Linked DNA regions of Mus musculus: region 2 is linked to region 1. A link is a loop called in an ENCODE intact Hi-C map of the cell type or tissue named here. Cell type or tissue: heart. All regions are shown on one strand.

Region 1 (8,000 bases):
CCCCCCACTATCCTCTCCCATCTCCCTTTGCCTCCTGCTAAGCTTCCCCCAGCAAGTCCCCTTCCTCCTTGGTTTGTAGTCTACGCTCCCACTTCCCTTTAATTAGGGCTGCTTGAATGAGTAGAGGTGGGTGGGAGGGAGGTGGTTATTTGGGCAAGGGTAACTTACCAGTGGCTACCCCACTGAGGATATGACTTCCCTTCCCCAGCAACTGTTAACTGCCTATTAGGTCCTTCTGTGAAGTGTTGTCTTGAGCCCCTCCCCCATCTGTGGTGGAATGTAGGTGTGCTCAGGCTTCTTTTTTGTTTGTTTTGTTTTGTTTTGTTTTTGTTTTTCGAGACAGGGTTTCTCTGTGTAGCCCTGGCTGTCCTGGAACTCACTCTGTAGACCAGGCTGGCCTCGAACTCAGAAATTCACTTGTCTCTGCCTCCCGAGTGCTGGGATTAAAGGCGTGCGCCACCACGCCCGGCTTCTACACCTCCACTTCAGCTCCATCCTTTCCTCCTTGCAAAAAATCGTCCTTCCTTCTGCTTTCATGTCACGTAAAAGAAGATGTCTGTGGTACAGTTTGCAGGCCAAGAAGGATTTAAAGCCAAATCCTGTACTTCAGGTTATTGCCTGCAGTGTATCTGCCTCACTCTGTTCATTACTCATTATTCTCCCATGAAATGAGCACTGTAAGGTGATGCTACAGATACTTTGTGGTTTAGATGAAGCCACCCCAGCAGCTGGCAATCATCCAGATTCACTGAGGGGCTGCCACACAGTAAGTAGTGCAAGCTCCTAGGAGGAGACCAGCCCTGTCCTGCCTGTTTGTGCTGTGTCTTTGGTTATATTACCAGGTAGTGGATTGCTTTTAGTTTGTTCACTGATAGAGTAGTGAGTCTTATAGCTTTGTAATTTTTCATTTTTGTTGTTGAGATGACAGAATACAAAATATTAGAAGTAATGTTTTAAGATGCAGTTAACAATGATCATGAGTGACATTTGGTTTTGATTTTTTAGGGGTCCTAAGGGTTGAGCCAGGTTTTTAGTACTTTTAGGCAAGCATTCTATCACTTTGCTCTACATCAGTTCAACGGTTTTCTTAAATGCTATTACTTTCTATTGTGGATAATCTATAATGAGTATATATGTGTTCTTAGGTTAAGCAGAATAATAGCATTTTCACCTTTTTCTATTTTTAAATTAAACTTCAAGATTTGAGACATTTCCTTTTTGAAAATATTTCATTGAATCTAAGTTGCCATATTTTGTTATGTATCAATAAGAAGAACCTGTCTAATTGAGTTTTATTATTAGATGCAGCCTTAAAAACATTTTCTATAGAGTACTTTTTTAGTATTTGATATGATATAATATGAGAGAGAGAAAGTGTATGTGTGTGTGTGTACATATATGTCCATCATTTTCACACATGCAAACACCCATTTTAAAATATCTGATATGCAGGATATCTGCTTTGAGATCCCTGGGGGGGTTTACGACCCACAGTTGGAAACCACTGTTCTAGAAGGAAGAGTTTATTTGAGTTTACAGTTCCAAAGGGTTAAAATCCATGATGTCAAGAGTGAAGGCATGGCAGCAGTAATTGCTGGGAGCTTGAATCTCAAACTGCAAGCAGGAGACTGTGAGAACACACACAAAAGTTCAGAACCTCTGCCCCCAGTGACACATCTCCAACAAAGCCATGCCCCCTAAACTTCCACAACGAGTGTTGCCAACTGGGGCCCAAGTATGAAATGTTGCCCCAAGACTTATGGCGGACATCTCATCAGCCTGCCATAGCCTGGTCAGGTGGTTGATGGGCTTTTCTTTTTCCTTTCTGTGCTGGGAATGAAAGCCTCACGCACACGACGGGAGTGCTTTGCCACTGAGCCACAGCTTCCGCATAGCCATTTTCAGAGTAATGATCCTAGAGCTGACATCTTATCGTTGTCCAGTGCTAGGTGTTTCTAGTTTAGAAAAAGGGAAATAAGATGAGAAGATGAGCCAGGCGGTGGTGGTGCACGCCTTTAATCCCAGCACTCAGGAGGCAGGGCCAGGCGGATTTCTGAGTTCGAGGACAGCCTGGTCTACAAAGTGAGTTCCAGGACAGCCAGGGCTACACAGAGAAACCCTGTCTCAAAAAGCAAAAAAAAAAAAAAAAAAAAAAAAAAAAAAAAAAAGATGGGAAGATGACTCTGGTTAAATGTGCTTGCAGAGGACGGGAGTTCAGTTCCTAACACCGCAGTGGACATCTCAGAACCACCCGTGACTCCAATTCAGAAGATCCAACACCTTCTGCTTCTGCAGGCACCAGCACTCAACATACACATGCACACAAAAGGGAAAAAATACATATTGATTGTGTGTTTGACTGGTCAGAGGGTTGGATCAGTTTCTTTGTCTGGTAGATAGGTGAAATGGCTGTGTTAGCTCCTTCTGTCTCTGTCCCCATTGTTCTCTGACTTTACTCCTTTTCTCTGTTCTAGATCAGGACTTCCCAGCTCATGAGAATCAGCCATTACTGCTGAGTAAGTTCTCTGTTTCAGTCAGCCCTCTTCCTGCCTTGTTCAGTCAATAAAAAGTCCCAACGTGGCCAAACTTGATAACACACACCTTTAATTCCAGCAAAGACAGGAGGGTTTCTGAGTTCCAGACCAGCCTGGTCTACAGAGTGAGGTCTAGGACAGCCAGGGCTACACAGAGAAACCCCAACTCAAGAGACCAAATAAATAAATAAAGTTGTAATTTGATTTTAAATCATTTCACCTCAGCTTTTTAAGTCCAACACACAATGGTCCTGTATGTAATAATTACTCTGATTTGGCATTCTATTCAGGGCTGTTTTAGCCTCAATAATTTACTTGGAGGGTAATTGCCCAACTTTTCTTCTTAAATGTAACTAGAAACCAGTGGAATAGTTTTGAACTCAGTGTTAGATCAGAGTAAAGATATACATCATAGTTTTATCTGGTGGGCAATTATTTCTGTCTGAGGGAAGGCTTTTGTCGTCACTAGTCTGACCCCAGGACGTTATCTTTTTCTTCAGAGGCTTTTACCTTTGATGTGTTCCTCCCTGCATTCCCCTCCCTGTTATATTTATTGTATATGTTGAACTATGTTATAAATTTAGTATACGAAATGATGTGTGTTTGTGTTTTTGCTTCAGCCTCAGGATGTCAGGAAAACCCTCAGGAGTGGGTTGACCGAGCTGTACGAATGAGGAGTAGAATGGCGTGTAAGTAGACCCCTCTCTTTGCTGCTGAACTTTGTGACTATCTAACATAACAAATACTGAGCTCTTCCGGTCAGTACCAACCGTCAGCTCTGTTCCCAGATGAGAGTGCAGCCAATGCAGCCAGTGCAGTGTAGGAAGTGGCATGCGAAAACCAGTGGGGGCCGTTCCCAGGCCTCACACCTCACGAGCTAGCAGCTAATAATTTCAGGTGTGTGTGTGTGTGTGTGTGTGTGTGTGTGTGTGTTCTCGTGGACTTCATATAGATAAGCACTCTACTGCAGCCTTCTTTGCCCCATATTTCATGTCATAAAGGCTGAAAATTCACAAATAGTATTTTCATGATTATGTTTAGGGTAGCACAAATGTCACTGAATGGAAGAAATATCTGTTGGGCTGATGCCCTCTTCTGGTATGTCTGAAGACAATAAGAATGCACTCATATACATAAAATAAATAAATCTTTTTTAATAAATCTGTAAATTGATGTGACAAAATGACCATACTTTGAGCTCAGTCTGTCATTATGTCTGTAGAAATACATCCATATTAGTGCTGAAGATGTAACTAAGTGGTGGGGCATTTGGCCAGCATGCATAAAACACTGGGTTCAGTCACAAGATGAACAAAAAACACGCAGGAAATCAAGTCAGGTCAGTTATTGATTATATCTGTATTGGCTGTGTGAACTGTCCATTGTTTTCTGCCCTGCATGGTGCTTTGCTCTTCACCCTCCCACACCACAGAATTTGGTTTTGGGTCTGAGAACAGTGTTTCACTCTACGGCCCACATTGTCTAGAATGCCATCCTTTAGCCTCAGCTGCTCAAGAGTTGGGGTTTTAGAATGGTGGGTACCATCACACCAGACTGTATAAAACCCTCACATTTATCTGTTGCTCATGGAAGGACTGACACACTTAGAGATTGCGGTAATCTCTAATGATTACAGTTGACTTTTCCTCATCAGAGTCTGTATTCCACTCTTAAACGAGCTATTTAGCCGCATAAAATGAAAACACCCTTTCCTCCTGCCTTACTTTTGGCTATTATTTTTCAGTGTTGTGTGTACTACTTGATAGTAGAAAAGCATTTCCTGCCGGGGATGGTGGCACACGCCTTTAATCCCAGCACTCGGGAGGTGAATTTCTGAGTTGGAGGACAGCCAGGGCTACACAGAGAAACCCTGTCTCGAAAAACCAAAAGAAAAAACAAAACAAAAAAAAAGAAAAGAAAAGCATTTCCTCTTAAAATTTGTTTTTCATTGCCTCTTATACTTAGGAAGCCAAATACTAATTATTCAGATTATTAGAATTAATGAAAAATCTTTTTTTTCTTTTAAATTTGAGAGACAGCATCTCTCTGTGTAGACATGACTGTCCTAGAATTCACTATGTAGACCAAACTGACCTTAACTCAGAGAGCTCCACCTGCCTCCTGATTGAAAATTAAAATCTAAGAGGTAGCATTGAAAGTAGAAAATGCAGTAATGGTAGTCTCTATACCATGGAAAATTCAGAGCTTCTTGGGGTATTTCTTAGTTTATAATACTGTATTCCAGGAAATAGCAAAGAAAAAAATTTATATACATTGATACCAGAGAAGATTTTTAAACTTTTTTTAGATTAAATTTATTTGTGTGTGTATGCGCGTGTGTGTGTGTGCATGTGCATGCTTATCCATGAGCTGGAAGAGGGCTTTGGTTCTCTCAGAGCTGGAGCTAGAGACAGTAGATCTCAGGAACTGAACTCAGGTCCTCTGTAAAAAGTACCAAGTACCCTTAACTGCTGAGCTGTCACTTCAGCTCGAGACTGAAGTGTGTGTGCTGTATTTGCACACAAGTATAGTACCTTCAGAGGTTAGAGGAGGGTGACAGATCCTGTGGAGCTAGAGCTATGAACTCCCTGATGGGAGATTTGGACTCTTGTCCTCTGGAAGAGCAGTCTCTGCTATCTTTACCTTAGTGATATCTCTCAAAACCCTTTTTATTTTCTCTAAGATGTTGCTCATTGCGAAAGGAAACTGCTACTGCTGTTATTCCTGAGAGAGGGTCTCAACCGTATAACTCTGGCTGGCCTGAAATTAAGTCACCATGACTGGCTTAGCATTGTTTTTGGGGGTTTTTTGTTTTTGTTTTTGTTTTTTGTTTTTTGACACCAAATTTGTTGTTAAGTTTTAGAATTTTGAGTTAAGTACTTGTAACTACCGTACCTAGGTATTGTACTGAACTTTGAGAGTGTTGTAGAAAAATGGCATGCAAGAAATATGCATTCATCAAGTTGAGTATAGTAGTGCACACCTATAATTGGGCTGCCTAAACAGGAGGTTTGAAGACACCTTGGGCTACATATCTAGACCAAGGAAAGAAAGATTATTAGTCTATTAACAAAGTTTTGTTTAGTATAGAACAATGACAAGGATGAAAATATTTGTAACAGTGAAAGACACCAATAGTGATTTTGTAACAGCCTTTACATAGTTACTCTTCAGTTCAAGATAATTGTTTAAACTTTTGTCACGGGTGTTTTGTTTAGCTTCTGGTTGCTACTGCTTTGGTTTTTGGACAGGATCTCACATAGCCAGCTCTAGACTTCTCCTTATTTTTGTGCCACCTCTGAGTGCTTGATCTTAGTTGTACACCATCAAGCCTGAGCTCTTCTCTCTCATGTTTTGTTTTGTTTTGTTTTGTTTTGTTTTGTTTTGTTTTGTTTTGTTTTGTTTGAGACAGGGTTTCTCTGTGTAGCACTGGCTGTCCTGGAACTCACTTTGTAGACCAGGCTGTCCTTGAACTCAGAAATCCACCTGCCTCTGCCTCCCGAGTGTTGGAATTAAAGGTGTGCGCCACCACCGCCTGGCCACATAATTGTTAATGCTTACTTATATCATGTAAAAATCAATAACTGGCAGATTCACGGCCCTGCACTCTTGACTTTATGGAGTAACTGCTGCTATAACTTTGGACTTGAAAATCCCTATAGATTTTCATGTTTCTCTTACTGCTTTTAGTGATTTAGTAAGGAAGAGAGAATACCTCAGCAGTTTATACATAGCAGGCTTCAAAGTATGTTTATGATCTATGGATTACATACATAGTGTGTATAACACATATTTAATACTTATTAGTCATATCCATCGTAAAGAGTAGAACATCACAGAACTGCCATTTCCCATTTATCTTTGTAATTATGTAATAAGGTCTTTAAGATGAGCATCTGATATATTGGGGCCTTTTTAGTATTTGGTTTTTAATAGTGCATTTGTAACCTACGGCATAATTTAAATGTTTCTAATAAAGTTTCATGAGCAGAATTGGTAACCCAAAGAATCGGCTCTTAGAGTTAGCACGATGTCACTTTGTCTTGCTTGCTTGTTGAGTGTTTCAGTTTTGTTTCTGTTTTCTGGTCATATGACTCAAGGCAATTTCTGTATCTTAGCAGTATTTATTCCTGTGATCTAGTCCAGTGCTTCTCAAGCACAAGGAAGGTCATCTATCTGTTCAGAAGTTGTCTATACCAAAGTTACTGCGGGCAGGTGGTAGATGGGTGTGATCACAAATGGAGGCCATGCCAGTGAAGTTGTTGGGCCTCTCTGTCTCTTGATACAGTTTTGTTTTGTTTTGTTATGTTTTGTTTTGTTTTGTTTTGTTTTATAAGATCTTAAAAATAGTAATTAAGAATGTAATGGCCAGAATCCTAGAGGAACTATTTCAGTCATTCTAAGATAGAAAATAATGATTTAAGATTGCGTTTTATATGGAAATTCCTTATTCCATGTAATTTAGTAATTCATAACCTACATTTTCCTCTTTCTTACATTATCTTCACAGGTAGCAGTTTTGTAAATAGTCATTTTCCAGGTGATTTCAGGCTTATTAGGGTGTACATGTTTTTCTTACCTTTGTTCCTAACACGTAAGCTGCGAGGCTTTCTCTCTCTACACTGAGTGTGTAAGGGTTCCCTCTGTAGTAACTCGGATACTGTTGCTGTGATGAACTTTGAGGGGCATCAGTGTAGCAGGCGTTTGGAGACTCTGTTTCACCTACCACCTCTGCTTGACCCCTGCATTTTCTTTCCTGTAATGAGAATACATGGGCAAATAAAACATAAAATTGATGGTCTTCTGAAATTACTTTTTATTTTAGATAACAACATTCAGAAATCCAACTTTGGAAACCAGTCTCCATCAACCTCCAGGCCACGTAAGTCTGTCTAATCATTATGTGGGCCAAACTTGATGGCTTGGATTTATAACATTTTTTTGACAGCAGTATGACTTGATGCTATTTGAAGCATCATATAAGCACTTCTTTGGAAAAAGTATATACTATATCAGCAGGGAAATTCTGTGGAGGCAAACCATATGAAACATCTAGTTTCCTCTTGACTTTATTGTTCATAGTACCAAGAATAAATGTTGATAAGTAGGGCTGGAGAGATTGTTCGGTGAGTAAAATCTTACTGTCTGAGCCTCAGCACCAAAGTTCAGACTCTGGAACCATATAAAGGTGGAGGAGAGAAGCGACTTGGCAACGTTACACTCTGACCTCCACGCGCATGCGTACACCCACCATGGCCTGTGCACACACATGGCACTAATAGTCTGTTAGTGAGGAAGCCACCCTTATCATTACACTGAAGTAGGTCAGATTAGCAGGAAGGGAGCATAAGTGTGATTGAAACAAATGCTGCAGGTTTTGAAGTCACAGAGGTGTATTGGAACTAAACTGGAACACTTACCTTGTATACAGCCTTGAAGAATTTTCTTATTCCCAAAGCATGTTAC
Region 2 (8,000 bases), 100 kb after region 1:
TGTAGTGCCTCAAACTCTAACGTTCACAGCCACACCGGGTAGCAAGTAGCAAGTTAAGATGAAAAAGTTAGGCTGGAGAGATGGCTAAGTGCATAAGAGCACTCAGGGCTCTTCCAGAGGACCCGGCTGTGGTTCTTAGCACCCATGTTGTTACTCTCAACTCCCTGTAACTCCAGTTCTAGGGAATCCAGTGCTCTGTTTTGGTCACCTTAGGCTCCTGCACCAGGTCCTACAGAACCATACACTCAGATACACACACATACACAAAATATATATATATTTTTTAATGTACAGGAAAGGCATTAAACATGTATATGTGTAAATAGTGTGGTTTCAGGGATCTGTTGGAGGTACTAAAAACATATCCCCACTGTGTGTGTAGGGGACTACTGTTAGACTCTCTAAGTCATCTGGTAGAGATCTCGTTAAGCCAGTAAATACCTTTCAACACTATTTTTATTCAGATATTCAAGGTAGGCCCAATTTTTGCCTTTGAAATCTATCACTTTTTTTCAGAAGCTAAAAGAAAACCTATTTTAGTTTATTAAAAATGTCTTAAGGGCTGGAGAGATGGCTCAGCCGTTAAAGGCTAGGCTCACAACCAAAAATGTAAAAATGTCTTAATTGCACCAGGTGTGGTGTCCCATACCTTTGATCTCTGCTTGGGAGACAGAGGCAGGTGGATCTCTGTGAGTTCCAGTTCACCCTGGTCTACAAATCGAGTTACAGGACAGCCAAGGCTATACTTGAAAAAACAAAAAACAACAACTATGCTAAATACTTTGTAGATAATCTCTTAATTTATCCACCAAATAGAGATCCAATATAAGTAAATATGAATGAGAGGTGTCTTGTGATGTGTTAAATGCCTTAAGAGTTGTTACAATCAGTTATATGAAGTTACTTAAGAAAAGCTCAGACAGTGTTACAGTATTAAAAAATTCAGTATGCATAGTTAAACATATATTAAGCATTTGGAGATGACAGTATGCAAATAACTTTTTGCTATGACCTTTGGCTTAACAGAGAAAATTAAGAATCATGGCTTTAAAGAAATTTAAACACAAAATGATATTTTATTTGAGGTACATGTTTTAATATTTGTTTCTAAAGTTTTTACACAGTTATATTTTTATTAGTGTATAGTGGCTGTCTTAGGTTTTGCTTCATAATGGAATGAATGAACTGTGCTGTATGTGACTTGTTCAGTGCTAGTTTAGTCAATACGCTACTTCACTATTTTATTTAGAGGCCGTTTACCTAGCTTGTTCAACGCCGTGTATCTAGCAACTAGAGAAGTATTCATGCGATCCAGTCAAGCAGTGACTGTGGATGACTCCTCCATCATAGCTAGTATTGGTAAAGTTAATTCATGTTGGTAAAGAAAAAATGTTTGTTATTCTTTCTGATTACATGCTTCTTGGAATAGTTTCTCTAATGTCTTTATGCAAAAACTTCTAGTGGCTCTTCAGACAAGGGAAGATCTCAGAAGACTCCAACTTCTCCCCTATCTCCAAGTTCACAGAAATTGTTACAGTTTGACCTTCCTGGGACTTCCTTAGAAAGATCTAAGTCCTCAGTCATAGTACCTCCAACTACAACTGGATTTAAGCCCACTGCAGCTTTTACTGACGTGAATAAAACAGAGATGGCTTCAGCACCAGGTAAGCAGATTCATGCAGGTAAAAGTTTGAAAGTACAGGGTCCATATAACTCTGCTAGTGGAGTGCAGGCCTAGCCTGGGCTCACCGGACACCACATAAATCACACGCAGGATGCACACACCTCAGTCGAGGCAACCGAGTGAGTTAGGTGAGCTTGGGGTCCATGAAACCATCTGTCAAGAGAGAGGTAGAAACTAACAAGAAAAACTGCGAACTAAGTGGTAGGGAAATGTTACTTCAAGTTTATATGATTACTCTTTTAAGTATTGAGCAAAAACTGTGTAGAAATTAAATATTCAAAAGCATACGTTCAACAGTGTTCATTTTTTCCATGTTGTCATCGTTAGTCAAAACTCATCCCCCAAATATTATGTTTCATCTGTAGGCATGTAATATGTATATAGACATGCCCATAAGAGAGAAAAAGAAGTAACTATTAAAATACAGTATATTAGTAAGTCACTGTCTTTAGTACAAAGAAAAGGTAGATTTGTCACGTGCTCATAAAATGAGAGCTGGTGTTGTGGTTTTGTGTGAGCCTTTTGATTTAACGATGCATCTGTGCCCAGGTCCTCAGCGTTTCTCTCCTGCTGGCCTTCAGCATCGCATGGCTGCAGAACTCAGTTACCTGAGTGCTCTCGAGGAGTCAGTGCGCCAGCTGTCCGACGTGGAGAGAGTTAGGGGCATTGCCCTCGCTCAGCAGGAGAGTGTATCTCTGGCTCAGATCATAAAGGTAGTAGCTGAATTTTTGTAATTTGTTCCTGTGGTTTTCTTCTTTTCTTTGTGTTTAGAATTACCCTTAATGAGTTTTGTTTGGTAAACAAAACAAAACAAAACTTTCAAGCTAGGCATTGTGGTGCATATGTTTAATCCCAGCATTCAGGAGGCAGAGGCAAGAGTCTTTCAGTGAGTTCAAGGCCAGCAAGGTCTATATAGCAAGTTCCAGAGCAGCTAAGACTACATAGAGAGAAACCCTGCCTAAAAAAAGAAAAAAATTCAAACTTCCAAGGAGAATTAAAAATAGTCTGTATATTACCTATAACTAACAAAAGAAAAACTGTCACATGGATTACTAAAAAGAAACTGGAAGCCTGATTTGGTAGAGGACACTTGAATCTTATCATTTGTGAAGCTGAGTCAGGAGGATCAGGAATTTAAGGTCAACTGGAGCTCTGTAACCACACTCTTCCTTAAAGGCCAAACCAAACAAACCAAAACAATTGGCACCCCCAAGAGAATTGAGAATTGAATGTGCAGCCGAGCTGGAGAGCGCCATCTCAGTCACTCTGTCACATGCTTTGTTTTCCATGTCTTATACTCTGCTTTAATAACTGAAAATGAACGATTGAATTAATGAAGATTAATGATAACAGTCACCTTTTTTTTCCCTGAAATTGACTACGTTTCTCTGGGTGGTGGTTGTTGTTTTGTTTTGCTTTACTTTGTTTGTTTGTTGGTGGTGATTTTTGTTATTGTTGTTCTTTATATTTGTTAACATTTGTTATTATTTATTTAAAATGCATTTGTCTATTGTATGTGTATAGTCTCAGGCGATCAGAGGACAACTCATGAAAATCACTTCTTCCACCATGTCGGTCTTGGAGATTGAACTCGGGCTGTAGAGCCCGGCAGGAAGCCCCTTTCCTTGTTGTGTGATCTTGCTGCCCCCACTTTATTTGATTTTTTTTTATGCTTTATTTGAACTAAGCAAACCAACCAAGGAACCATTTCTGAGATCCAGATGTTTTATAAAACAAGGATAGTGTGCACTGTAACTCAGCACATCCAGAGGTTAACCAGTGTTCTCCTTTGTGGAAGCTCTAGGGCACCATTTTTATTTTATTTTACTTAGGTATTACATTCAATTAAACAATGCAGATTTTAGCTGTGCAGTTTTAATTAATGTATATTTCTCCACAACAACCATCTAATCAATAGAAAACTTCTCTCATCCCATGCCCATTTTCTGTTAATTCCCAGAGGGGTATTCAGTCCGTTTTCTTATGCTATGGCTTATTTTTTGTCTCTTCCAGAATTATATATGTATATTCATGTTTATTTCTAACTCTATTATAGTTTATTTTATTCAACATAAAGCTAGAATTTATGTATGACATTGTATTTTTGCCTAGTAATAAACCAGTGATTAGTAAGTAGGTCTTAATTGTCCATGTATTTTCTTGTTGGTTGATATACAATATATTTTCATTTTTCTTGCATGAATACCCAGGATTATTGCTTGGGTCATGTATAAGCACTTAAAACTTAGTGAAAAACTCTCATATTGTTTTCTAAAATGTGGGGTTTTTTGTTGTTGTTGTTGTTGTTGTTTTATTTTTTCTGAGACAGGGTTTCTCTGTATAGCTCTGGCTGTCCTGGAACTTACTCTGTAGACCAGGCTGACCTCGAACACAGAAATCCTCCTGCCTCTGGTTGCTGGGATTAAAGGCGTGCGCCACCACTGCCCGGCTTCTAAAATGGTTTAACATTGAATGTTTGGCCTCACTGCAGTAGAAAGACCATACTGATCATGGGTTTGGAATAAGCATTGAGTCTGGCAGTTCTTAACAAAGTAGACATCAATCTCTTTTTATGATTCATGGGCCATATTGAAAACATCTAGGGACTTTGTACTGTTGCAGTAACTGGATAACACTATTGTTAATTAGCCAGGGTAGGCAGGAATCCTGAATCCCTTTACAATGTGAAACAGTTACATACACCCACATACATGCTCACAGATACACAGATTTCTTTTCCATGCCATATTATAATTTAGGAAATCCCATTATATAACTTCATGTATAGGCTAACCACCTATAGGGAACCATGCTATTTAGTACCATTCCAGAAGAGATGGAACATATATACTTGGAATTAACACAGTATGGAATAATGGTGTCAGAAAGGATTTTTTTTTAAACCTAAAGGAGGCCTTTAGGGAGGCAACATTTTAGATGAAGTTGCTCCTTCAGAAACAAAGTCAAAATGATGAGAACTGAGACATTAATTTTATCTTCACATACATAACTTTAGTAAAATCGAAGAGTTAGATGGTATAGTTTTCTTTCTAGCCAGCTTTGGTATTCTCATAAAATTTCTGTATAGAAATAGTGATACATGGTAGATAGCCACTAAGTCCTGCCAGTGAACAGTAAGATGTCTGATGACGTTAGAGTGTGCTACCTTTCCTTTAGGCTTGGTGTTTGGCACCTGTCACTTACATTAGGAACAACACTGTGAGTCTAGTATGGTGGCTCATGTTTGCAATCCTAGCTCTTCAGGAAACTGAGACAGATTGCCTGTTAGTTCGAGGCCAGCTTGGTCCATAAAGGACCTATTTGAAGAAAACAGGAGGGAAAATAGGGAACAAAGCAATGTGTTGACTGTAGCAGCTGTAATAACACATTTTATGCTGAAGAATTAATATTTGATCACTTTAATTGAAAGGCACAGCAGCAACGTCATGAAAGAGATTTGGCCTTATTGAAGCTAAAAGCTGAACAGGAGGCTTTGGAGTGTCAGAGACAGTTAGAAGAAACCCGGAACAAAACAGCTCAGGTAATTTGTTTCCTGGCAGATGGTGGTTTATTAGACCTAAAACTTTATTTATTTATTTATTTATTTATTTGAAGATTTATTTATTTGAAGATTTATTTATTTGAAGATTTATTTATTAATATATTTAAGTACACTGTAGCTGTCTTCAGATGCACCAGAAGAGGCCATCAGATCTCATCATGGATGGTTGTGAGCCACCATGTGGTTGCTGGGATTTGAACTCAGGACCTTCGGAAGAGCAGTCAGTGCTCTTAACCACTGAGCCATCTCTCCAGCCCAGACCTAAAACTTTGTATTTAAAAAGTGACTGGAGAACTCATTAAGCATATAAGTGTAAAAAAGAAAGGTGGTAAATAATGTTTAGTCCTTTATATGTGGTAATTTCATGGCATTTGAGTTATGTAGCAAACCTTTGAAATAAGTAGTCAAAACTCAGTCCCAGTTTAGAGAAGCGGCAACCACGGTGCATAGTAGTTTATTACTTACAGACCCATTAACTGTGAAATCCAGGTTATAGTCAAATGTATTTTTCATCAAGTATGAAACACATTTGTAAGTTAAAATTAAGCTACACGGAAGGAAGACTAACCCCTAAGCGTTTTTATTTATAGGTCCATGCAGAATCTTTACAGCAGGTGGTTAAATCACAAAGAGAAGTGACTGAAGTCCTCCAGGAAGCAACTTGTAAAATAGCAGCTCAGCAATCAGAGACCGCGCGCCTCACCACAGATGCAGCGCGGCAGATCTGTGAGGTGAGAGCCACTGGAGCCTTTGTTCTCAGCCATCCTGGATAACTAAGAACTCGTCTGGAATGGGTGCCTAACACTGACAAGATGCATACTTTGACTTAGTGATTCTGAGTAAAGCCCCACTAAGGTCACATTATTTACTTGTTATGGGGAAGGGCTCGTGGGTTTGATGTTGCAGTCAGGGGACAGCTTGGAGGAGATGCCTCTCTCCTGCTACCCTGGGGGTCTCAGAGATCAAACTCAGGCCTGCAAGCTTGGCAGCCTTTGTCTGAGGAGCCGTCTGCGAGCCCAGTTCAGTGATCTTCCCAGGGCATCACGTTCCTTTTCAGCTCTCCTGACTCCTTTGTAAAGTCTACTTTTACTGTTTGGTGTGTTCACATTTAGATGGCAGAACTAACTCGAACACACCTCGCAGATGCCATCACAACTTCTGGAGTTCCCCTAGCAACACTGTACGACCACCAGCGGCAGCATTTTCCAGACTTCATGAGAAAACTGAGGACCAAAGCTGAAACAGATAGGTGAGTATGCAGCCATTCAGATCTATGTAACGAGGTACCTTTTCATCCTATGCACCATTTAGGGTCTAGAGGAAACAGTTATGGGTGTACAGTCCAATGGGAAGAGGAACATTTGTCAAATACTCAGTTAAGTGAATGAAAACTTTATAAACTTAGGTAAGTGTTAGAAAAGAAACGTGTTTCAGAGGTATGTAATACTGAAATTCAAGTAGCAGAAGGCCAGGAGATGAAGAAGGTGTTAGAGACTTATGATGGGGTATGGTAGATAAGGAGTGGGTGATAGAAAGGAGGCAAAGAGTCAGAGGAAAAACCTTGAAGGACAAAGGAGTACAACATATTTAAGTGGAATTCAAAACAGAGAAGGCCAGTGCGACTGGAAGAAGAGAGCAAAGAGGGAAGTGGTATGGAAACCTGGGTGAGACCTTGCAGATGTTAGAATTTTGGACTTTACTCTAGAAACAATCAAAAGTCATTTAAAAAGTTTTTTAAGACAAGAGTCTTACTTTGTAGCCCTGGCTGGCCGGGAGTTTATTATGTAGACTGGGCTCAGATCCTGCCTCCCAAGTGTAAAGGTGTGAGTCACTGTGCCTAGTCTGTGTGTGTATGTGTGTGTGTGTGTGTGTGTGTGTGTCTGTGTGTCTGTGTGTGTCTGTGTGTGTGTGTGCATGTGTGTGTTTTCTTTTGGGGAGACTTTTTTTCAGCATCCCACACTGGAAGTCAGTCTGGCCTGGCACTTGCTGTGCAGCGCAGCCCTGCTGTCCAGACCTGGTGGCAGTCTCTGCTTTCCTCCCCCATGTGCAGAGAGGACAAGCAGGAGCCATTACTCCAAGCTTTGTGGGTGGTTTGGTTTGTGTTGTTGTTTGGGGTGTTTGTTTACAGTTTTGTGATTTGTTTGTTTGTTTGTTTGTTTGGTTTGGGTTTTGAAACAGGGACTCACTCTGTAGATCAGGCCCCAAACTCAGAGGTCTGCCTCTGCTTCCCAAGTTCTGGGCTTAAATGCACGGGCCACCACTTCCTGCTTACTTTGTGTGTGTTTTGTGTGGGGGTGTCCTTAAATAATGTTTTAACTGTCTCTAATTCATATTTTTTTATTGAAACTAGGAGTGGCTAGTGAGAGTATTCTTTCTTTATATGTCCATTTCTGTTTGAATTCTAAAATGCTTTCTAAGACTTATTTTGTAATTGTTATCCATCAGGATTTTACGTTCTATTTCTGTGGAGCGGCATTTAAAGTCCTTACCTCCCTGGAGACCTGGTGCTTCATCAGACTTTGTTTTGCTTGTTTTAGGATAAGTCATTCTGCTTCACACTCCCAGAGTAAAGAAGGCGCTGTGGACTCCAAGCGGCAGAAGTTCTCCCCTTCCCGTGACAGTTACTCTGAGTCTTCAAGATACAAGAGTCATGATTACCGGAGGTGAGGAAGGCTTTCATCAGTACAGTGTGGTAAACTCTGATAAAAGCTCTAAATGTTGCCTTTTCCTTTTAAATTTTGTTTCTATGAATTG

Evidence for each region. Hi-C counts contacts between places; a loop is a spot of excess contacts. Peaks named below come from ENCODE experiments on the same cell type or tissue, not always from the same donor. Only the 100,000 strongest peaks of a DNase experiment are listed, where the experiment ranks them.
Region 2: a loop joins it to region 1, with 3 times the contacts of the local background. A loop is called at or near these places in 4 of 42 quality-filtered maps.

Annotation. Positions count from the first base shown.
Region 1 is chr1:156,012,734-156,020,733 of GRCm38, reverse strand. Tor1aip1 (torsin A interacting protein 1) reads left to right here. Exons shown (of 10, transcript NM_001160018.1): 7 at 2,475-2,516; 8 at 3,155-3,223; 9 at 7,360-7,416. Gm51653 (a long non-coding RNA gene) reads right to left here and starts at 2,162. Exons shown (of 3, transcript XR_003948071.1): 1 at 169-2,162. In heart, no CTCF peak of the experiment used is centred here; no DNase peak of the experiment used is centred here.
Region 2 is chr1:155,909,113-155,917,112 of GRCm38, reverse strand. It overlaps Cep350 (centrosomal protein 350), which reads left to right. Exons shown (of 38, transcript NM_001039184.1): 16 at 1,462-1,664; 17 at 2,234-2,397; 18 at 5,115-5,225; 19 at 5,837-5,977; 20 at 6,359-6,495; 21 at 7,784-7,909. Among named protein-coding and RNA genes, the nearest start is that of Gm37383, 27 kb to the right of the region's middle. In heart, no CTCF peak of the experiment used is centred here; no DNase peak of the experiment used is centred here.